Regions from separate parts of the Mus musculus genome. Here regions 2 and 3 are each linked to region 1. The links are chromatin loops, found by intact Hi-C in ENCODE. Cell type or tissue: left cerebral cortex. All regions are shown on one strand.

The links. Hi-C counts contacts between places; a loop is a spot of excess contacts. Peaks named below come from ENCODE experiments on the same cell type or tissue, not always from the same donor. Only the 100,000 strongest peaks of a DNase experiment are listed, where the experiment ranks them.
Region 2: it touches region 1 in a loop (4-fold over the local background); 10 of 42 quality-filtered maps call a loop at or near these places.
Region 3: a loop joins it to region 1, with 5 times the contacts of the local background. A loop is called at or near these places in 4 of 42 quality-filtered maps.

Annotation. Positions count from the first base shown.
Region 1 is chr14:49,521,136-49,529,135 of GRCm38, reverse strand. Slc35f4 (solute carrier family 35, member F4) reads left to right here and starts at 3,299. Exons shown (of 8, transcript NM_029238.2): 1 at 3,299-3,625. The coding sequence starts at 3,523. In left cerebral cortex, a CTCF peak has its summit at 3,227; DNase peaks (open chromatin) are centred at 3,343, 4,094, 4,882 and 5,943; H3K4me3 peaks cover 2,467 bases; H3K27ac peaks cover 1,896 bases.
Region 2 is chr14:49,233,347-49,241,346 of GRCm38, reverse strand. It overlaps ccdc198 (coiled-coil domain containing 198), which reads left to right. Exons shown (of 7, transcript NM_025956.4): 4 at 5,381-5,467; 5 at 6,783-6,884. Among named protein-coding and RNA genes, the nearest start is that of ccdc198, 8.1 kb to the left of the region's middle. In left cerebral cortex, CTCF peaks have their summits at 3,002 (motif pointing left) and 6,337 (motif pointing right); DNase peaks (open chromatin) are centred at 2,985 and 6,358.
Region 3 is chr14:49,719,217-49,727,216 of GRCm38, reverse strand. All of the region lies in intron 5 of Armh4 (armadillo-like helical domain containing 4), which reads left to right. It overlaps Gm36146 (a long non-coding RNA gene), which reads right to left. Exons shown (of 2, transcript XR_383420.3): 1 at 4,174-8,000. Among named protein-coding and RNA genes, the nearest start is that of Gm36146, 4.8 kb to the right of the region's middle. In left cerebral cortex, a CTCF peak has its summit at 3,319; DNase peaks (open chromatin) are centred at 3,348, 4,337, 4,676 and 4,896.

The sequences.
Region 1 (8,000 bases):
AACAGTACTTACTTTTAGCTAAAGAAAAAAGTCACACTACATCAATTTCTCAGTAAAGTGAGGAGCAATTTGCACCCCTTTTATCAGTGCATGTGTACATGTGATTGTGTGATATACCCATCACATTAACTACTGTGCAGTGTTTGTACACATGTGATTGTGCGTGATCACATGAACTACTTTCCAGATGATCTGATAAATTTTACTAACATAGATAGCTTTTTATAGCCAATTAGCATACATATCTAAGCTACCAGATCACTAAATTAAATATGTCCCAGATATCAAAACTCAGAATCACAGTTAAGTGCCTTGAAGATGTGACTAATATGTAGCAGACAGGAGCTAGAGAGACAGCTCCATGATTAAAAGCATTTTCTGCTCTTCTAAAGGACTAAGATTTTGTGTCAGAAGTTTGCAACTATAATTCCTGTTTCATGCAATCAGATACTGCTTTTTGACCTCTGGCCCCACCTGCACTCTCACTCACACATACCCACCTCCACATATGTTTACATAATTTTAAAAATCTTTGTAAAAGGTGTTGAGAATTTTTTAAATTGAATAATGATTTATAATGACTAGAGAAGCTATGTGAAGGATAAGCATGAGAAATATGAGGTATTTTGATCTTCATTTGTTGAATTACAACTGTCTGTAATTCTTTCAGAAGAGATTTGGGCAATTTTGTAAAAATGAATATCTGTTTTGCTTATGGAAAGTGATTTAGCACACAAGCAAATAAAATGCTTTAAAATTCCTCCCTCCATATAATTTCTATAATTTTAAAAGAATGCCCAGAAGAATATCTGAAAGCTAAAAGCCACTATTATATTTGTAAGCAAGTGAGACCTTATTACTAGCAGTATGTGTGTGTGTGTGTGTATGACTTTCAGTTCCCTCCATTGAACAAACTTGTTGTTAATTATTTCAGTTGTCCTTTTACAGATAATTAAAGACATCTGTAGTTGTTCTCCTATTTAAAAGTTTATTTCTAAGTCAGACTATAAATACTATAAGCACTAATAGAACAAAATCAGTTTCCTTTCAAGTTCTATATATTAACATGTCTGTTACTTTTGATGCCTTTTTATGTCTCAATTTCTCTTTTATTAAATGTACATGTTAGTGTGTGCTGTTATAACATATATACTAGATGAAATATGGGAAATTTATGTTTTATAGAAATGTGAAAACAAAGGGAATATCTTAAATGAATGTGACTGACATACCTTTCTGTGTGCAATGAATGGATTCTATATATGATTTGCTATTCAAGTAGTAAGACGAACACAAACAAGCTACAGATTACTTTGGGGTGGGGATGGACATAATCCTTCCTTTTTAGCTTTACATATTTAGCTTTTCCCCCCATTGCTTCAGTGTCACAGAGCCCTTTGGCTCTGTCTGGTGTATTAGCTCCTTTCTCGCCTCTAACAGTAAACAGGTGGGTGCAGCTGGAAATTGGTTTCTTTAAGGACTCTGTTCACAGCCACAACCATATGAAATTCAGTCTCTTCTCGAGATGCCTTGTAGAGCTTTGTGTCTGAATAAAGATGATCAACACGCTGTGAAATTTAATACTGCATTTTTATCCACTTAAGCCCATTTCATCTTAGGACAAAAGCTTGCCTTTTTTCTTTTCTTTTCTTTTTTTTTTTTTTTTTTTTTTCTCTTAAGGGCCCATAACACAATGAAAAAATGCTGGGCAGCCTTGGGCAGGGACTGAGAAACCAACCTTGATTTCTGCTCCCCCACACCTCATGAATTTTAGAAATGTGAATATCGGCAGGAAGTCAAACACTTCTTGAGGAAAGGTGGAGCTGACCTCTACTCAGCTGATAAAGGCCTTCCCTCTCCTCTCATTTTCCCTTCTGCGATGGAGATTGGAGGATTACTTCTTAAGAGACAGGGACTGAAATCTATGAACAAGGTAGCCTTTGCTCCTTGCATTCAGCTAACTCTAGGACTTCTCATCAACTCAGAAGGGCCATATTGGTGTGAAGGCTGCTCACCCTGATCACAGAGCTTCTAGAATGTTCTGCATAGATAATAAGTCTTTCTGTAGCCGGGCAGTGGTGACGCTTTAATCCCAGCACTTGGGAGACAGAGGCAGGCTGATTTCTGAGTTTGAGGCCAGCTTGGTCTACAGAGAGAGTTCCAGGACAGCCAGGGCTACACAGAGAAACCCTGTCTCCAGAAAAAAAAAACAAAAAAACAAAAAAAAACAAAAACAAAAACAAAACAAAACAAAAAAAACAAAAAACAAAACAAAACAAAAAACAAAAGGAAAAAAAAGTGTTTCTCTTTGGTCTTTGGACTTTGGCAATAGCTCGTATGCTCAGATACAGTTTGAAAGCCCTTACTTCTTATGTGTTTTACAATAAAGAAGAAAATATTTTTTCTTAGATTGTGGGATATTTAGAATTAGACAAATGAATATGCTGTGCTCAGATGTATGGTCCTACCCTTTGTTGTGTTTATTGGAAGGTAGGGGTCCCATGTAGACTATCAGACACAGGACTTAAACTCTTAAAATCTCTGCATTCACTAGGGTAATTATAATCCACACACCACCTGATCGAGATTCTTCTTCTTCTTCTTCTTCTTCTTCTTCTTCTTCTTCTTCTTCTTCTTCTTCTTCTTCTTCTTCTTCTTCTTCTTCTTCTTCTTCTTCTTCTTCTCCTCTTCTTCTTCCTCTTCTCCTCCTTCTTCTTCTTCTTCTTCTTCTTCTTCTTCCTTCTTCTTCTTCTTCTTCTTCTTCTTCTTCTTCTTCTTCTTCTTCTTCTCCTCCTCCTCCTCCTCCTCCTCCTCCTCCTCCTCCTCCTCCTCCTCTTCCTCCTCCTCCTCCTCCCCTCCTCCTCCTCTTCCTCCTCCTCCTCCTTCTCAGTTGGTAAAAGGAGAAAAAGGATCCTTGGATGTCTAGACAAGTTGCAACGAGTAATGCCTGTGAATGCTTTCCATATCCATACACCCAAGGTGGAATGGGCAGGAGCCTGGAACGAATGCAGGGTAGAAGTGCTAAACTGCAGTGTGCATCTTTTGAATTGCTAACCCCTAGTTCTGTGTGAGTGTCTCCCACCCACAGCAGTTCACCTTGAGCATCTAGCCACCGTCCTTCCCTCAAGTGGGCTTGGGGGTGTCTACTTTTGGCACAAGGGTTAACGGTGAAAGTCAGAGACCAGGTGGGGCGCCCACAAGCGTCCCAGACCTGGGTGGGCGTCGGAGGTGAGGGGGCGCTGTTCGGGCAGCAGTGAGCTGGTGGCGGGCGGGTGAGCTGCCAGGCTGACAGAAAGGCCGGCCAGAGTGGGGGCCGCTCCGCTGCCGCTGCCGTTGCCGCCGCCGCTGTGATGCGAAGCCAGAGCTGCGCCCAGCGGTGGAATCAGAGCTGGGGCGCGGGAGCACGAGCTGCAACATCAGCACCAGCGGCGGCGGCGGCGGCGGCGGTACCTGCAGTAGCTCCCGGGCCCCGCGCTTTGCTCTACGCCCCGCGGCTCCGGGAGCCGCCGCCCCGCGTTCTCTATGGATGTCAAGGCGGCCCCCAACGGGGTGGCCACCATCGAGGACCGGATCCTGCGGATTACTGGCTACTATGGCTATTACCCGGGTTACTCCAGCCAGAAAAGTAAGACGCCGCGAGGCGGTCCTGAGCGAACTGCGGGTGGGAGATGGGAGCTCAGGAGCACAGGGGCACAGGGAGACAGGGGGCAGGGGTGCGGTGCCAGAAGGCGCGCGGTGGGACACCTGCAGCATTGTCTGCTCCCTCACAAACACTGCCCTGGCCTCCAGGACCTCAGGGAGTAAAGTATGTCCGATGTCCGCTGTCCTCGGTGCTGAACCTCGAGGCAGCCATTGGGGCTGGGCGCTTGAACCCAGGAGTTTGGGGACAGTCTCAGTCTTGGAGGTAGAGGCGTGTAGAGGACAGGGCAAGCGCTCCTGATTGTCGTCGGTCAGCCTACCGGAGGCTGATTTATGCCTGGAGGATGCTAACATGGCTGTTCCACTAGCTGACCATCAGCCCTTGGGATACCCACTCAGAAAGCTTGACTCTGTGTCAGGGTGCTTACCCCACGCTGGGGATGAAGACTGTGGGGGACATTAGTTGGTTGAGGTTAGACTGGCTGGGTGGGTCAGCTTGTTCACCAGGGGTTGTTGAAATGTTGCCAGCACGATAATTGTTCATGATAAAACATCCTTAGAAGGTTCTCTACCCCCTGAGCAGTGAAAAGAACCTGCTTAAGTGGCTGAATTGCGGAGCTACCTACACCCTCCACACAACGCGGCCACCTCTGAGCTGCTGGATTTCAGCTTTATTCTGGCTAGATTACGCCAGTCTGCATAGTTGCTCTCAGGTTTTGGAAGCAGTTTCATCCACTACCGCTTCCTACACACACACACACACACACACACACACACACACACACACACACACACACACACACACACACACCGTGTTGCTGGGGATGCAGTGAGGGTCTCTATGTTTCTAGTCTCCACATTCTGTTTCCCTGACACACAAACCCCCCACTGTATCTGCTAGGATTAGTTCTGCTAAGCACCAAAGTGAAGCCTGTTTGGTTTGGTTTTTTTATTATTTTTTTTATTTTTTTGGTTTGTTGTTGTTTGTTCGTTTGTTTGATTCCTTAATCTGAACTAGGAGAGTAGCTATGCTTTAATTTCCATGCAGGTGGAATTTCAGTTTTCTTTATCACAGCATTTCTGTTGCAAAAGAAGGCTCTTAACTGGTGTTATTTTTAACCAGACGCTCCTTAGATGCATCCTGATTGGTATTTATCCTTGACAGTTTGGGATGCCATCAATATCACAGGCTCTGTGTGAAGCAGAAGACCCACACAAATCTTGACACATAGATGAGAAAGCACTTCATTTCCAATGTAACTTCATCCAGGGCTGTGCTGTCTCTCCATTGAATAATAAACCAAGAGCACTGTCCTGTGGGCCATTCTACAGATATTTTCCAGCTTAATATTTCATCTGCTCTCAAGAAAGGCCTATCTACTTCAGATGTTTCTGCCTAGTTGTTTCTAGCAGTAGACGCTTACATTATTCATTTTCCTTACAAAAGTAATTATATAGTGTTAGAGTTTCTGGAAGGAAAATCACATGCTGTGGAACATTCTTTGAAATCTTTTTACTACACGCTCAGTTTTTGTAGTTGTTTTTCTTTTTCTTTTTTTTTTTCTTTCTTTCTTTATCCTATTGGCACTAGGTGACTTCTTTAACCCTAGATATGTGAACTGTAATCTTCACTAGATCTTGTAGAAATTACTTGAATGTCACCTCTGAATATTTTAACTAGAAACCAGGCATTTGGGTGGTCAAGAGAATGTAGAACTTCTTTCTAAAATTGCAGGGTATTATAATTTTCGTGACAATGGTACTTCGGTTAATGAAGAGCAACCCAGAAAGAATACTGGGAAAGTGGCATTTTAGATAAGAACATGTTCATATTTTATTTTTGTACTTGCACAAAGAGCTGCACATGTTCCATTTGCAAGACAATAACAGGGCAAAAACGGGCTGTAACTGGAAGCAGAAAAGGGATAAAAATGCTTTGGGCATGTTATTAGTGGTGGGCATTTGCCTAAATTCAGGACACATGGTTCAAACTATAAAGACAGCAAGTCTCAGAACAGAGAGCTCAGGGTAGTCAAATTAATTCTCAGAATGTATGTACACTATTTCAGACCAAGAGAGCCATTGTCATTTTACATACAGAGAGGGGGTGGGGAGAGAGAGAGAGAGAGAGAGAGAGAGAGAGAGAGAGAGAGAGAGAGAGAGAGAGAGAGAGCTGGAAGAGGGCCAGGAAACCAAACACCATGAAATAATCCTGCCCTTGATGCAGGCTTTAACTAGTAAACAAACACATTGAAGCAAACCAGTACAATATGGTCAATTGATTTAGCTGCTACCAGGACTGAGCAACAGCTTGTGGCAAGTCTGGAGGAATCTATTTAGGAAAAGGCTACAGCAAGGATAGCAGATATGAGAAGACGAGGTTACTTCCCCCCTTCCTGACTCATCCCATGTGAGATCTGCAGGACGGGGTACTCTCTAGAGATCTATGCTGTTTGCCCTTTGAAGATGGATGGATACTCCGTTTTGTGAAAGTATGTCAAGATCGATCCGCTTGTTAATCTATCCTATTTGTCAACTTGTATCTCATCCAGAACAAACTCTGATAGGCTGAAGAAATAAAGAAATGTAATCAAATATTTAAAAATTAAGGTATTTTATGAGCCACTGATCCATTATAACAGTTTGATTTAATGAGCAGTTTATCAAACACACAAACACACACAGGCATGTGCATATGCAGAACAGGGTAAAGGCTGACCAAAATATACTGGGTAACCTTGAGTTATCTGAGACCAGGTAGAGAAAGACTCATTGCCTCATCAGTTGTTAATTGAGAAATTCTTTCCTGTAAGGAATGTGTCTGAAAAAGACATGAGAAAGAGTTTTCATTTTTGGAATTTTAATTCTCATGGAGGAGGAACCAGAACATAACCATATAAATATTCCTGTATATGTCAAGGTGATTTTTTAAAGACTGAAAACAGGATAAAAGAGTAAAAATTATGGGAGGCAAAGTAGTGTCACCATGCTAAATAGGAGCATTTAGCAAGGATGTGGAAAATATGAAGGAATTAACCATGTGCACATCAGGAGGGAGACATTCCAGGTAGTGCTATCATCCAGTGATATGTACCTGGGTGACATGAGCAGGAAGAAGGCCTTGTACAATAGAGTCTAGTGAACAACAACTGGAAGAGTAGATGGAGAGAAGTTCCTGGGGAGAGGGAATTGGGAGAAAAAAAAAAGACCTTATAGGCTCTTGTCAGTCTTTTGTAATGCTCTCTGAATGGCATGGATAGCTTTGCTTGAGTCTTGAAAGAGGAATAAGATAACTTGGCTTGCTTTTCAAAAGTATTAATCACACCAGTGCATTATTTTGGTAACCTAGGTGAGAGGTGATGGTGGCTGGAGAGACAGCATTGGAGGTGGAAGTAAGTGTTCAGACTCTGGCACATTTGATGTTAGAACCAGTAGAGTCTCCTGGTGTACTATATGTGTTACTGGTAAGAAAAGTTAGAACAAAAGTTATGGTTATGTTTTAGGGTTTGACTAAGCTTAAGTTGTCATGAGCAGAAGTGTGGGAAGCATCAATGATGGAGACCATTTTAGATATACTTGGTATGTTGGAGAAGCAGAATAAGTTTGGAGTTCCAAGATGCCTGATTGGAGAAGCATTTGGGATTTTCTAGCATTTAAATAGTGTATAATGCCTGAGATTGGTTGAAATCTCCAAAGAGTAAGTGTATATAGAGAAGAGGTGAGGTACAAGGACAGAACCCAGGAGCACTATGACATTTAGAGGTTGGGTGGAAAAATAGAAACCATTCAAGGAGACCAACACACACTTCCAGGGGAGGTAGGGGGTAACTTAGGAGAGTGAAATACAGCAGAAACCAATGATGCTTCAGGAGGAATGGTTAGAGGAGCCTGGTGCTTCAAAATGACAAGTATAATGAAGCTGACAACTGACTGTGCGCATGACAAAGGAAGGCCATGGAGACTTGATGAGACTGTAGACAAGAGATGGTGGATGCAATCACATGCACTAGACTACATATAAAAGACACTTAACAGAGGAAACTGGAAACTGTAAATATAGGTTCTTCAAGGATTATTTTGTGCAAAGGGAACAGAAAAAATGAAGGCAGTAGGTAAAGATGAGCTTGAAGTAAATAGCACATTTGCAGGCCAAGACAAATGACTTAAGAGACACAAATTAGTGATGTTGGAGAGAGAGAGAATACAGCAATTACATTATTTTTAAAGGAATATACAGAGGTCAAAGATGTGAATTAGGCTCTGGATCACTGAAATGGCAAAAAGTGTTTTGAAAATCTCTTCTGATTGCTTTAGTTTTCTCCTGGGTGAAAGCAAAACCATCAGCTGCGTAAGAGTGGAGA
Region 2 (8,000 bases), 290 kb after region 1:
GATCAGCAGCACCCCCTCTATCCTGCCCATCTTCTCCTCCAATCAGGCAGCCTAACAGGACTGTCTTCTTACTAACATCTTCGACACCCCCACCCCTGCATATTGACTCACGTAGTCTAGCAGGATAATTCTTTGATTTCCAGAGATTGTTTTTTTTTTTTTTTTCAAATTTCAGCATCCTTATAAGGCCTACCCTGAACAACCTATTAGCCATTGCAACCCCCATCCCAACAGTCCTGATTCCCTCAGACCTTCTCTCTCATGACCCCATCCTCACCCCACACACACTAAGATATTGATACTATACTTAAGATTCCCTAATTCTAACATGTGAAATCCAAAGTGCTCCAAAATCCATTTTTTATCTGATCACTGACATTACCACGGGAGGAAAAATTCCAAACCTGCAGCCAAAAAGCAGAAACATTGAAAATATTGTGTAAAATTACCTTCAGCTACTGTGCCTAGCAAACACATGAAACAAACTGTGTCCAGACTTGAGTCCCAATCCCAAGATATCTCATTATATACATGCAAATATTTGAAAAGCAGAAATAAAATTCCAAATTTGAAACACTACTGGTCCCAAGAAACTCAAGTAAGGGATACTGAACATATATAATATACGCAGTAGGATTTTGATACCCACTGGCACCAAAGCCCCCAAAGGAAATGGATGGCACACTGAGATTTTAGTAATTCAGGGAACTTTCTTTTGCAACCCTCCTTGCACAGAAGAGAAACAGTCAAAGATAGTGCAGAAAGTGTTAGAGGCAGCAGACAGGTAACCAGCTCTGGGCCAAGGCAAGGGGAGAGATTTCTAGAGCCTGGAAGGATAGAGTCAGGTAAAGGAAGCTGCACTGAGGGTAAGAGTGGCCTTCCACTGAGAGACATGTTCACCCGATAGCCCAAATACCTAACCTCATTGTCATCTCCTCAGTGGCTGCACCCAATAGGATGGCAGGGAAGCTGCTGCATGGGACAGGCAGAAGACTGCTGTCAAGCCGGTAGGAAGAAAGGCCACCTGGCACAACGTCGTTCAAGTTCAGGAGTTTTCCTTTAGACTAAGTTTTATCGGTTTCCTTTAGTGTTAAATTTTATCGGATTTTTTCCCCATCTATTAAAACAATCACACATACCCACACACAGAGAAATGCCTACCCACACAAAAATAAACAATTCTCTGGGTTTTCTTTTCTCCAGCTAATACAGTCTAGAGTTTATAATGGTGAGCCATGGTGCGTTTCTGGCATAAACTCAACTTGGTCGTGAGATAAGTGCACACATACATTGCTGAACTGCATTTCCTTCGACTGTGTATCTGCCTTAATGAAGGAGACAGACCTACACTTTTCCAACACAGTTTTATATCAGCTTTGCCATCAAGATTGAATTATTCTTGGAAAATTGAGATTTCACACCCTTCTTTTCCAAAACATTTATTATAGCAACACAGAATTGCTCTAGTTCCCTAACATTTAGTAAAAAACATTTTTAGACTCTTGGACTTTTAAGGAAAGTGATAATTTTTCCTACTAGCTTAATTAATAGGTCTGGGTTGGTTTGAGTATCTTATTCTTTCTGAGTGTTTCTTAGAAATCACCAAAGCAAGCTTTTGAATTTATTGTTGCGGGGTCTTATCTTCTTTGTATTTAATCTTATGCTAAGTCCTGTGAAATGAATCTTCCAGCTTTCAGTATGTGTTTACAGTGTGTGTGTGTGTGTGTGTGTGTGTGTGTGTGTGTGTGTGTGTGTGTGTGTGTGTGTGTGTGTGCTGGCTAGAAGCTGATGTCAGCTAGCTTCTTTAATCACCCTCTACTTTATTTACTTACACAGAGCCTCTGGCTGAACCTGGAGTTCACCAATTCAAAGTTTAGCCCATTTATCCTGGGCATCCCATTTCTACCTCCCAAGTAGTAGGGCTCACACTTTGATGGTGAGCGTTATCTGCCGAGCCACCTACTCATCCCCAGATACATTTATTTTACTTCAGTACTGGGCAATGAACACATGGCCTCTTACATGCTAAAACAACATGCTCTGCTGCTCTGTTCAACTTCAGCCCTGTAGCTCTTCCATAATAAGCAGCATTAAAGAGAACTGAGCCTTAATTTAAAATTGTGAGCCTGGATCTTTTATGGAGCATTTCCCGATCTCCTTTCCTGAATATAAATAACTTCTTACCTGGCCTAAGTGTCTTATGGATCGGCTTCTCACAAATATGTGCATTTCTGTTTTCTGATCTAGAGAAATATTTATCTTGTACTAAAGCCAAATCATGTCATGTAAACCTTTTTTGGGGGGTGGGGTGGGGTTCAGGGGTTTCATGGATAGCTCCTCTGAACAAACAACTGCACTGTAAATCAGAAATCCTTCTTGGGCCTTAAGTTGTCTCCATGATCATCTCCCTAAAGCTGGCATAGTGTCACTTTCTTCACTTCCCAGAATTTTAAGAGACATGTTAGGTCACTGTGCCAAACACATGCTACATTTTCTTGAAGTTGCTCTGACCCACCTTCCTTGTCTTTTAATAAACAAAACCAGCCTCTCCTAAGTCAGTGATTGTCACCAAGTGCAGAGGTTGGTGGTACTTGGTTGATTGATCCTCCGGTCCCGAAGCCCTAGCACATATTCCAGCTGATGATATTGATCATGTGTTGACGAGTCAGGTCATTCAGAAACCTTTAGGCAAATATATTTCCTAATGTTAAAAAAATGAAAAAGTACCACCCTACCGTTCCCCTAAACAACTCCTTCTGGTGTGATTCTTCTGCAAAGGATGAAGAGAAGCAACTGCCTTCCTCTGTAGGGGAAGGGAGGTGTGCGTGCGCGTGCGCGTGTGCGTGTGTGCGTGTGTGTGTGTGTGCATGTGCGTGTGTCCAGGATTCACTGGGCTGGCATATTTACATGAAGCCAGTTTGCCCAACTGTTTCCCTGTATTGCTTCCCTGTATAGTTCTGTGCAGGTGGAAGCTTGTTGGCACTGCCGCTTGCTGCCATCTAGTGGCTTGGCAAAGAGAACGTGTGGTTCTTCAGGTTCCTTTTTCAGAAAGTAGATGCCTAGAGGGCTCTTAACAATAGCTACCATTTAGCCTTGATCAGAAATGTGAACCTAAATAGACGGCTAAGGACAAAGGAAAGGGGCTCAGACAACCATACTATCAAACCAGAAGCCTGGCCCAAAGAGTACTTTTTTAAATGACCCAAATATTTTGGTTTATTCCAACTCAGTGTCCACACTATACACACAGATCATCTACAGTCTCCTTGGATGTGGTTCCTTCAGTCATTAGTAGCAATGTGGGATCATTCCACACCCCAACCTTTAAAGAAATCTTCAGCATCTCTGGGGGAGTTCTGAAAACTTTCTACTTACAAGACATAACGCAAGCCTGGAAAATCTCCAGCCCCGGTGAAGTGCCTGGAGACTTTGTTTTGAAATGCAAGGGCATTCTGAGAATCAGCCTTCCAGGAAGCAAACTATGAGGTGAAGAACATGGTTTGATATATGGTACACATCTGAGCTTGAGTCCTAGTGATGCCACTTTCCAGTTGGGCAAACCTGGACAAATCGTCAGCCTTTCTAAAATGGGACCCTTAGAATTTATAAGGTCTTCCAAAGAACGACATATGATGGTACATTTCCTCGTGCATACAGTAAGAAATGATGGCTACACAGCCATTCAGTCTCACGAATAGACACATCCTTAAGACTCACCCATGCAGAGGAGACACAAACTTTTCTGTTCTCCCATTTAACCAAGCCCCTGGCTGTCATAGATTCTTCTTCCCACAGGTGTCTGGAAGGGTCCCCCACTCTTGGTCTCTCCCTCCAGCATTCTGGCACAATCAACTGCTGTATCCAGAACTAGCATCTTCATGCCCTGAAATGCTAAGAGTGGGGGGAACAAACAGCTTCTCTTAGTCACCGCTCATGGCTTCTTTACTAGGTTAAGTTCCAAGGTCCGACCGCATGGGAAATGTGTCTAATAGTCACCAGTGATTATGACTAAGGCGGCTGAGGATGCTTCTCTGCTGAGACTAGGGCAGGCAGACCGTTCTCACCTCAGAGACTTCCTGGATGCAAAGAGCTCAGCTCTGTCTCCCTGAGTGAATAAACTCTGCAGACACCCTCTGCATGTCGATGTGAGGAGACAAGCTTTGTCTTCCATGCTCAACTTTGTAGAGTCCAAACTCTTTTGTGGAGAAGGAAGGCTGGGCAGTGGGCTGGGGCGATGGCTCAGTGGATAAGGTGCTTGCTGTGCAGGGATGAGGACCAGACTGGTTACTCAACACCCGAAAAACTAAAAAGCCCAGTCTGAAAGAATTCAGTGATGACAGGCACATCTGTAATGACAGGCACATCTGTAAAGCCAGCAGACTGGGATTGGAGGGGCTTTGTGTAAAAACAGATGTTCCCAGGGGTGCCCAGCCCAGCCATTTAGTGGAAACAGTTACAAGATCAGTGAGAGACCTTGTCTCAAAAACAAAAAGTAAGGTTGAGAGCTGTAGAATAACATCTGACATCAACCCTTAGTCTCTACAGGTATATGCAGTGATGTGTGTGTGCGCACACGTATACACACACACACACACACACACACACACTGGGGGCAAGGAGAAACTTAGACAGGCCCACGGATAAACTCCTGCTCAGTTTCAGTGAACCTTTTAAGCTCCAATAAATGTCTTCCATAAACCTTACTCCCTGCTTAAAAAAAAAAAAAATGACCCTACCATTTGTTAGCAGTTTGTACTTTTCTCTCTTTTTTTTAAAGATTTATTTATTTATTATATGTAAGTACACTGTAGCTGTCTTCAGACATTCCAGAAGAGGGCATCAGGTCTCATTATGGATGGTTGTGAGCCACCATGTGGTTGCTGGGATTTGAACTCAGGACCTTCAGAAGAGCAGTCAGTGCTCTTAACCACTGAACCATCTTGCCAGCCCAGTTTGTACTTTTCTCTTAAGCATGCCTTGTCACCCATGATTACTGAAGGAACTTCCCCCAGAGACCTCCCTAAGGACTGGGACAGCACTGGGTGGTTAAGGGAAGATCAGGTGTGTCTCCAGTCTCTTTCATCTCTACTAGTCTAAGACCCCAGCTATTTGGTAACTTTAAACACGATCCCTCAATCCCTGACCAAGATTTTGATTAATAACTCACTGAAGACACTGAGCTAGAACAATAAAGAACCCTGTAGGTCAAAAAGCCCTTCCCACAGACGACAGTGGTGACACTGGGTATGACCTTCCCTGTGTGTGCCCAGGAGGAAGTGCCGCTTTCACACAATGCTCGGGTAGTTTAATGTACCTGCTTTTGTGTTTCATCGTCTCATGGTGTGAGGGATGCTGAACACTCTAAATTTTGGACTTCTAGAAGCTTGAACCCATTGACCTGCCACAAGCAATTACCTCTGAAAGGCTTCTGTGCCATCAAGAAGGCAGAACAAAGTCCAACACAAAGGTGAGCTGGGGCGGTTGTAGACTGGGGGAAGTGGGTGAGACTGGGAGAGTCGCTCTTTTCAAGTTTCCCCTTCACACAGGAGTTCAAAGCCAACGCAGACTGTTCAGTCCTTGGCAGGTAGAATGAAAAGCATCAGTGCTTGCTTATGCCTGCTTGCAACTGGCAAGTGCCCTCCACCCTCGGGTGAGGCCAGGCTCCGTCTGCTTTGTGGAGAAAAGAGAGCCATGTAGATGAAAAGGGAATCTTGCGTGGAAACTGGTGGTTCTACAAGTTTTCATCTGTGCTGGGGGAAGCCAGCACAGCTCTTCCCTTCACTCCTCCTGGGTTTAAAAAAACGATCTCTCAAAACCCAGGGAGAGCTTCTCCAGAAGTTATTCCTGACTTCTGTGCCACCAACCTCTATCAAAATGTAACCTCAGGGAAGGGCTTCAGTCAGCTTTGCCCTGCAGAGTAAAAAAACGAAAGCTGTTTGTAGGGGTCCTTTTCAAACCTTGTCCTGACTCATTCCGGAGCCAGCCAGTCACTGCTGGGTGAGGTTAAGGGTCACCCGCATGCTACAGGTCCTCAAGTCCGTGCTTAACGTGCTGGCAGCTGCGGCAGCCTCCCTCTATGTTTCTGCACCATGCAACACACTGTCCACAGGGCAGCACAAAGGGTTGTCGCCAGTTCTGTTCTTTACCTCTGGGCAACAGTAGGTGACAAATGAAAATACATTCACCCCTGCTTACCCTCAATAGCCACCTCTGCCACTGAATTTCATGACAAACTAAAGGGAGAGCAGCAGACTCATCAGTAGTCATTTCAAAGCCTCCCTTAACTGCTGTGCTCCCTGTACTTATATTAGAATATGAAAACAAACTGTAGAGAAATAAGTTCCACAGGGCCACTAGGGGGTGCTCTTCTCACGTCACAGCTGTCCATTCAATGGTAGAAGACACAGGAAGAGAAAGGGAAGGAAGGTCTCATCAAACCCAGCCACTCTTCTAGAGAGATATTACAAGCATCTGTTGGGGGAGAAATGGTACATTGTCGAAGTGAGATTATCAAAATGAAATTGTCAAGGCCTTACATTCAGGCTTTCAACACTCTGCAAGAACCTTTAAAATACAACTAGATACACAGCAGATTGCCACTTCATTCAGACAGCTATACAAAGGACTTGTCAGGGACACACACCAGTATAGCTTTATCATGACAGGAGAACACCATGGATTACAATGGATTAAGATCTCCTGCTCCAAGAAGGATTGAAGGCTGTAGATTGTGGCAGTCAACAACAATGACCCCAAACTAATAAACATGTCATCTTTCACAGCAGGAAAATGAGAAGAAAATTCAACTTCCTATGTACACTTCTGGGAAAAGACAATATTTGCATAAGATGAAAATGCTAGAGATGAACCATAAAAGACAAGAGGTAATGAGAAGAGGGTCGCATTTACCAAATATGGAGGGCACCATCACTGTCCCACCAAGGCCAATCTCTACTCGGCACTGGAGCAGAAGCTGCCACTGCCCAAACTGGAAGAAACAGGAAGATGACCTTTGCTCCCAGCCTTGATCTCTTTTAATGTTCTAAACATTTATTTCCTTATTTTGTGGGAGCACAGGGCACACACATGTGCTACAGTGCGTGTCTGGGGGCCAGAGGCCAACTTTTTGTAGTAGGTTTTATTTTCTTCCACCATATGGGTTCTGGGTCTCGAACTCAGATTGTCAGACTTGGCAGCAAGCTCCCTTAATCACTGAGCCATCTCACTGGTCCCTTGGGTGTCCCTTTGTCTTTGTCTCTTTGTTTTGTTTTTGACATAAGGTCTCATTACATAGTTCTGGCTGACCTGGAACTCACTCTGTAGGCCAAGATAGCCTCCTGCTTCCTCATTGTTGGGATTAAAGATATGAATCACAAAGCCTAGCTTATGTCTTCTTTTTTAAAACAAGCTGCCTTGGACCCTCTGGTTGCAGCCAGAAAATAAGGTAAATCAATAATACTAGTTTCTTGGTTTACTTAGAGAGGGAAAAGAAGTCAGTGTATAGTCTGATACACAGGCCTCTCCCTGTAATCCATGCTGCAGAATTTTCTATAGAGAAACACTTGGTACTGAGCATGCTTGTACCCCATGCTTGTGGGGCTGTGCAGGAGGAGTGCCACAAGGTCTAGGCCAGCCTGGGTTACATAGAAAGTTTCAGGACAGCCTGAGCTACGGAGTGAAACCCTGTTTCCTTTTCTGCTGCTATAAGAGAATACCAAAATGTGTTAATTGACAAAGACAATAGAGATACTGCTCGTCGATCCAGAGGCGGAAAGAGCTAAGACTGAGACACTGATGATACAACACAGCACAAGCAAGGAACGCAGAAGGTGACAATGTTCTTGAGAGTGAGGGGTCAGGGGGCAAGAGCAAGCCAAGGCAGGCAAGCAGCCTTTCTAGCTCTTTCTAGGGAGAACTAGCCTCCTCCTGTGACAGTAGTTTTCCTCTATCCTGAAAGTGAGCCACCTACAAACCAGCATAAGGATTGGGGTAGGGATATG
Region 3 (8,000 bases), 200 kb before region 1:
GAGGCAGAACTACATATTCATTCTAGCCCTTAAAACCTCAAGGCCACCTGAAATTAAGGCAGAATATCCCATAACTGGTACATGGTTGTACATGCGGTGCTGCCTTCATTAGGTCTGACTCCGTGCTGCCCTGTCCTCTGAACATAATAGCTGCCACCACCAAGGTTCAGCTGTGCCTGCTTACAGAAGATTGGGCATAGCTGTGCTCCTTCAGAGTTGACATCCATCATTGGACCCTGACATGAATATCCCACCACTACTTCACTCAATTGCAACGGCAAATAGTACTCTGGCTAACAAAAAGTGTCTTGGGCTTTTATTTTTCTTTTTTGTTAAATATGAAACAATACTACTTTACTTGATCAACAGTTGATTTGTCTGGTCTTGTTCTGAATTACTCTTAATTATTATTACCAAAAAAGAAAACATGACATTAACACCTAGCACAGCACAATATCACATAACATAATAGGTAAACTATTAAAACAAAGTTTGATAAATTCTTGAATTCTTATTAGTTCTTGAATGCTTTATATACTCTAGTGGGAATTATAAAGAAGGAGTTTTTCCTTTTTTTAAGAGAAAAAAGTAACATTATTTATTTGAGATTTGGATAAGAAACCATAAAGAAGCTAGCAGATAAGACCAAAATTACACCATTTGTGATTATGGGTCTACAGGTCTTTGGGTATATAGACAAAACAAAACAAAAAAAGAATACAGGTCAAAAAAAAGTCACATTTGGATTTCAATAGCCTCATAATAATGAACTGCAACTGTATTCATTTATTTTGTTAATTTATTTATTTAATCATTTTACATTCCACTCACTGCCTCCCTCCTGGTCACCCCTTCCACAATCCTTCCCCGTCTCTCCTCCCCTTCCCCACTGAGTAGGTGCCCCCCTTGCCCCCCAGCCCCTGGAGAGTATCCTCCCACCCTGGCACATCAAGTCACTGCGAGGCTGGGCACATCCTCGCCAACTGAGGCAGACAAGGCAGCCCAGCTAGAGGAACATATCCCATAGACAGGCAACAGCTTTGGGGGTAGTCCCCGCTCTAGTTGTTTGGGACCCACATGGAGGCCAAGCTGCACATCTGCTTCATATGTTTGGGAAGGCCTAGGTCCAGCCATGAATGTTCTTTGGTTTGGTGGTCCAGTCTCTGAAAGCCTGAAAGGTTCAGGTTAATTTACTCTATTTGTCTTCTTCTGGTGTTCCTATTCCCTATGAGGCCCACAAGCTTTCCCTCTTATCTTCCATAAGAGACCCCAAGCTCCATACACTGTGTGGGTGTCTCCATCTATCTGAATCAGCTACTAGGTGGAGCAGAGGCCATCCTTGCTAGTCCTGTCTGCAAGAATAACAGAGTTGTGTCAGGGATTGGTGCTTGACCATGGGATAAGTCTGAAGTTGGGCTGGTTATTGATTGGCCATTCCCTCAGTCTCTGCTCCATCCCCTGTCCCTGAGTTTCTTTTAGACAGGATAATTTGGGGTCAAAAGTTTTGTGAGTGGGTTGGTGTCCCTATCATTCCATTGGGGTTTCTGCCTGGCTACAGAAGGTGGCCTCTTCAATTTCCATATCCCCAATGCTGTGAGTCACAGCTAAGAATATCCCCATTGGTTCTTTGGGACCTCCCTTATTCTAGTTCTCTGTCTTTTCCTGAAGATGCCTCCTACTTCCCCCCAAGTCAGTTGCAGATTTCTATTCATTCTCATGGCCATCTGGCCATCCCTCCTGACTCTCCCAACACCTGATCCTGACCACATCCCCATCCTCTTCTCTTCTCCTCTCCCACCCAGTTCCCTCTGTCCATCTGTCTCTTATGACTATTTAATTCCCACTAAAGAAGATTTTTTTAAAAGTTTTTCATAATATCAATATACTTGACATAAATGACAGTCATAAACTTGCTTATTGAAATAGAGCACTCTTGATGTATAGAAGGAGTTGTGTTTATTTTAAGGGGATTCTTAGTTCTTGGTCTTTGAAAATTTTGTCTTCCTCTTCAACCAAATACAATTCTGTGTTGAATTCTGTAGTGAATGAAGTCTTTGAGAATGTTTATGGTGACACTTGTGTCTTAGCACATTAGACACACATTAGTAACTATTGCCTGCTCATGCCTGCAGGTGTTTCCACTTAGAGTCTAGCTAAATGTTTATGTTTGTGATGCTATACTAACCAATCTGTGAGGGCTAGGTAACAATTAAAGGAGCATTTCAGGAGAAACAAATGAATGAATAATTATCAAGACAATTTCATTACATGAAAGCCAATATTTGCTGAACTGTTTAAGGCAAAATTTCAATGCCAATATCTGGGATGGCTGCCCCATTTATAACTCATGTTACTAAGTAAGCATGGGTAATTCTTGACTTACTCTTGCCGTGCTGGCTACTTTCAAGATTCTTGTTTCCACCACTGTGTCTCCATGGTATCGAAGAAGTTATTTAATCTGCTCAAGAAAATTATCTATCAACCAAACACCAAGTCGATTGCAGCTTGTAGAAAGTTTGTGTTGCTCACTTCTATTTGTTTGCACAACTGCTTGCCTCTGCCAGGCTTTGGGATTGAGAGTTAACTGTGCAGCTTGACATGGGCATTGATTTTGTCTCTTTATTGACTAGAGCAGACATGAGTGGGAGAGCGGTGATGGATGTTAGTACCACAATGTTCTTGGCTAAAGCAATGAGGCTGTGTCCGTCTCCAACTCACTGAATCAAAACAGAATACTAAAATTTTATGCTTGGCCTGGCAAGCTTTGCTTGGGATGAAGATAATCAAATGTTCTGCTTATTTAGAAAGAACTGTGACCTCTCTACTGATCCTTAATGAAATGTTATTTTAAGAGAGATATAAATTGTCTCTCCCATCTTCATCTTTAAAATACCCTCCCCCTAGAACCCATTCTGCCTGTGATGGCTTAAATTATGCCCCCTCACCCTAGAAAGTATATTCAACTCCCAAGTCTCAGTTTTTTGATTATTTGAACTTATTTTAACTAGAGTGTTTGTAGATTTTTTTTCAATTAAGAAAAATCATAGGAAAGATCTTCATCTAGTGTGGCTAGTGTCTGTACAAACCAAGGGGCATTTGGACAAAGAGGCCTTTGAAGACTGGGGCTGTCTAGATTTTTTTTTTTTTACCAGAAGTTAAGGTTTGCCTGGTAGTTCCAGAACATGGGACGAGCCACAGCAATCCTTCCTTGAAGGCTCTGGGTGGTGAGAGGCACTGACAACGCCTTGATTTGGAAATGGGTGTCTCCTGATTTGCAAAAATCAATTTCCATGGTTTCCTATCTCTTACCTTGCAGTGCTTTGCTCTGACAACTTGGGGGAGCAATGCACCCACTTTGAGCCTCTGCTCTCTCTCCCTTTCTACCACACAGTCTGTAAATTGGCTAGATTACATCACTCCACTAAAACTGCTCTTTCTGGGGTCTTCAGGATCTTTGAGGAAGGACTGGCTCCAGCATCCTTATTGCTAAGATCAAGTCCTTCCTTGTTGAAGGAACTCAGATGAATTATTTAAAATTCGAGTACCTTAGTTTGTGTTTATTAATACCATGGATCCATCTTTAGAAGTTAGCAAGGCTAACACACTCATAGTGCCTGGAACATGGCTTACATCAGCTCATTTTCGTTGTAATATTGCCTCACATAGTTCTTTTATCTCCTGGCTGCAGTCCCTGGACCATGATGGCCACTTTGTTCCCTCTGTTCTGTTGCAGGCTTGTTATCCTCCCTGGCCCTGGCTGTTCTTTTAGTAAAGATCTCTTGGAATGCTTTGTAGCTAATGGGTTGTCCAAATATAGAATTTTAACAGTTCTTAGCTTTATCAAGTGAGTAATTTTGAATAAATTAACCTTTTTGAGCCTCAGATTGTTTTAAACAATTGGTTGGTAAAATAGGAATAAGCTGACTTTTGGAGAGGTAAATAGGCTCAATTAAACAAAGGGCTCACCTGAAGTTGGATTTGAATCATGACCTATTCCCAGGCAAAGACTATCATTTAATCTGTGCTCTTGGTGTATTTCACAATGTCACAGGGAGTCAGCTACCTGAAGTGCATTATGAAGCAGAGCCCAGCTGCCCCCAGAGCAGGTTTTGAGGTTGGGGCCAGTTCCTAGGAAGCTAAAAAAAAAAAAAAAAAAAAAAAAAAAAGCCTTACCAGATCGAGCTTTAGTCATGACTGATGCTCTCCAATCTCTGCTCACAGCTCTCCATCGTTTTGCCTTCTGTCACAGCTCTCAGATACATCCTCCACAGAGGACAGCAGCTGAGTAGGTTCTGCCATTGGAAGGGAGGGCAAGGTAACTAGACATAGGAATGATACCAGGCAACCACTCAGTTTCAGAAGTGGTTGGCTCCAGGATGAGGGTTTAATTTAGTAGAAGAGTGTTTACCTCGTATGTTCTAGGCCATCACTTTGATTCTCACACATAAACAAAAAGCAATAAAACCCTAATTGACTGGTTCTAATGTTACAATAAACCGAGCAATGGGAAACATCAAAGGTTCATCCTTGGCTTCATTTAGTGACAATTGTCCCAAGAAGGAGGTGGGCTAGGGCTGTTGCATTTAAGGATCTAAGGTATTTTCCATTATGACAGGGTCATGAGGCAACAGCAGCAAAGCTGAGTCACTGCTGTAGACTGTACTGCCTTCTTTATTCTACAGAGATGAGTTAGTGCCTTTTTCATGTAGGCAGACAAATGAAAAACTGAGTACACTACAGCTCAACTAAAGTGGTTAGAAGGATTAAATCATGAGCCTGCTAGTAAGATTCAAAAATACATCCAATACTGATTAAAATAGACTATGCTCCAGTCCACTCCATGTGAAGATAGTGAGGATAGTTCACCCTTTCCTAGGGTGTAGGTGGCTTTATGTTTTAGTCTCTCAATCTCACTTCGTGTTCCGTAGGCTCACAGCATGACCTAAAACTTAAACACCCTTTCTGACAGATCCTGTTATGTACTTTCCAATAGCTTTAAAGCTGGAGGTGCAGTCATTGGAGAGTCGGCTAGACAAACCAGGGAGCAAAGGGCTTTGTGTTCTATGCACATCAAATGATCACTATCTTTGGGGGAAAAAAAGCCAGAGTATAAAACTTTGCCATGCATTAATATTTCTTGTTCTGCTCACAGTCCATAGACTACAGCTGTTCATTAATTCTCCATAAATGCCTTGTGCAGAGAGAGTTACTGCTTCAGAGAGTTTTCAGTGGCATACTTTTGCTGAGTGATGCAGTGAGAATTGGTGTTTTAGGGTACTTTTGAGATGATTGATGTTAAGCTTTGGTTGAGCTATTTCCAATAGTATACGTAGGCTGCTACAGAGAATACATTTTGACTCTCTATTCCCTAAACCACAGGACTGCTTGCTTAATGTAAATGGCTGGTCATACATGGTGACTTCAAAATCAGAGATTTAGCATCCTCACCAGGGGTCCTTTGCACAGGCCATATTTCTGCCTTGGGTTGGACAACATATTTGTCAAAGTGGGTCAGCACCCAGTCCACAGCAGGTCCATTGAGAGTATGACCTCCTGGATTTATAAGTGCCCTGGGATAAACAGAACATCAGAAAGGCCCTTTAAATATTTTATGCAGCCCTCTTCTGTCCCTGAGCTGCTCAGCCTTGACTTATGCTAGCATGCTTCTCCTCTGATTATCTCTTACATCAATCGCCCCTTTTTCCATGTCTATAAAATTGACTCTGTTTGACTTTAAACTGTACACTTCCTGCCTTTTGTTTGGAACATTGCTCAGTGTTTAAAGAGGTCCTCTGCTTCTCTGAATGCCTTTCATGTGTTCTTAGGTGCTGTCCTAAGGCAAGGCTTCCTTTTTTCTTCCAGTAGTCTATGGGTGAAACCCTTGTTTCCCTACTGTTTTAATAGTAAGTCATGAAATACAGTGGTAAAAAGGAATGGATTTTCCTACCTTTTCATCCTGTCGTCCTTTGCTGGAGGAAAATGAAGAACTATATCTATGCAGAATTAAGGGTAATTAGCCTATGACATACTGGGGCTTCATGCCTTTGAGTTTGGGGTGCACTGACATTATTTTAGCTGATATCTTTGACCATTGTGCTAAATTGTCCTTTGCCAGATTAATCCTTAATTCCTTAATACTGTCTCCCTTATGGTTGTTTTGAGAGTAAAAGTGGCTGGTTAGGTGCAGTGAGTAAATGTCAGCTGTCTCTTTGTATGCATGCTATAAGCTATTAGAACTGTGTCTTGTATATGTTTGTGTATATATGTGTGGTATATGCATGTGACTATTCTATTACATTTTGCCTTAGGTCTTTGAGACAGAATCTTTCACTGTGTCTGGACCAAGCTTGGTGGCCAGCAAACCCTAGTGATTCTTCTTTTTCTGCCCCTCTACCCAGACTGGAATGATAGGAGTACATTGCCTCTAGTCCTCATGGTTGCAAAGCAATTGTCATTACCCACTGAGCCATCTCTCCTGCCCATGATTGTTGTTGACTCCAGAGGCCATATATGCTTTGAGAAGCCTAGTACCATGCAAGTGTTATTACCTGTGAAACTTCCAGGTCTTTTGTCTCATGGGCCAGTGTTCTAGTCACAACACCTAGGCTATCACATTTCCTTCGTTAATTTGATCCCTCAACACACACACACACACACACACACACACTGTCTCTTGTCTCTTTTCTCTGTCTCTCGTCTCTTGTCTCTCCCTCTCCCTGTTTCTCCTTCTCTAGGAAAGTGTGCCTATAAGCAGATAAATGCAGATAATTCCACTCAAAATTAATTGATTATATGACTTGATTAATTCATCCCTCTAAGCCTTGAGTTTCTTGTAGGTAAATGAAAGGCAGCAATCTAGAGTTGTGAGGATTATGTAATATAATGTGAATGTAAATTGCTTAATAAATTGTCTGCACCTGATGTGCCCAGTGAAATATTTGCTTCTATTTCCTCTCATGTAGGAAACACCGAGTTTGCTCAAAGATTTAATGGAGAGTGATCCTTCCAACACTGAGCAGCATCTGCCTCTTGCCCTAACTCTCAAATAATACTTAGCCTCTCTTAGCTTGTACTGTATTGAATGCATACTATATTGATTTGGGATCCTTATAGTATAAAGGCCCAAGGTAGGGCCCAGAGAAGTAGAGGGTTTTGATTCACTGGTCATTCAGGATTCAGGTTCCTTCTTATGTTTTGTTTGGCTATTTATTAGGGTGCCTTGGCATCTGAGCTGTCATCCATGAGAAAGGGAGAGTGTGATGAAAGCATGACCACTTCCACAATGACTGGGCCCTGCAATTACAGGTCACTGGCAATAAGTTTGAGTCAGGACCACATCTAAGAGCAAATGACAAGGACACTTGCACAACTGGGCCTTGTGTGACAAGACATATGGTCTGTTGCTACAGGGCAAGGGGAGGATAGGTGAGAATGAGTGAAAGATCACCCTTTCCTTGGAATCCAGACTAGAGAACCCCACATGGATGAGGGGGGTTTATGACACTCTAGGAGTGACTTAGGAGTGTGGGTTCTGACTCTAGTTCAACCAGAGATTTACATTATGATATTGTCCAAAGTAAAACAGCCCATCTCAGCTTTGTTCATGTGGAAGAAGCTATGGGATGATGGTTGGTCTCTGTCTCTTCCTAGCAAACTGCAAGTGCACCCTGACCAATCATCTCAGGTTCTCTGTCTCAGTACTTCTTCATGATACTTCTCATGGGACATAGATGCAGGGGTTTTATTTGCTGTGAGCTATTCCTTCACTTCTTCAAACAATGAGCCTACTGAAGAGACAAGCCTGTTATAACAGCCTGCAGGTATCCAAAGGCCAAAGGCATTTAGGGATTGGCAGGCTGATTGGTTAATAAATGCAAATCAATTGAGGTTCCTTGGACAAAGATGCTTCAAAAATACTGCAACGTGCCTTTAACTGTGGATGGATCAGAACTGAGAGAATAGCACCCAAGGTCTTTTCTATTCTTACATTTTACAATCCT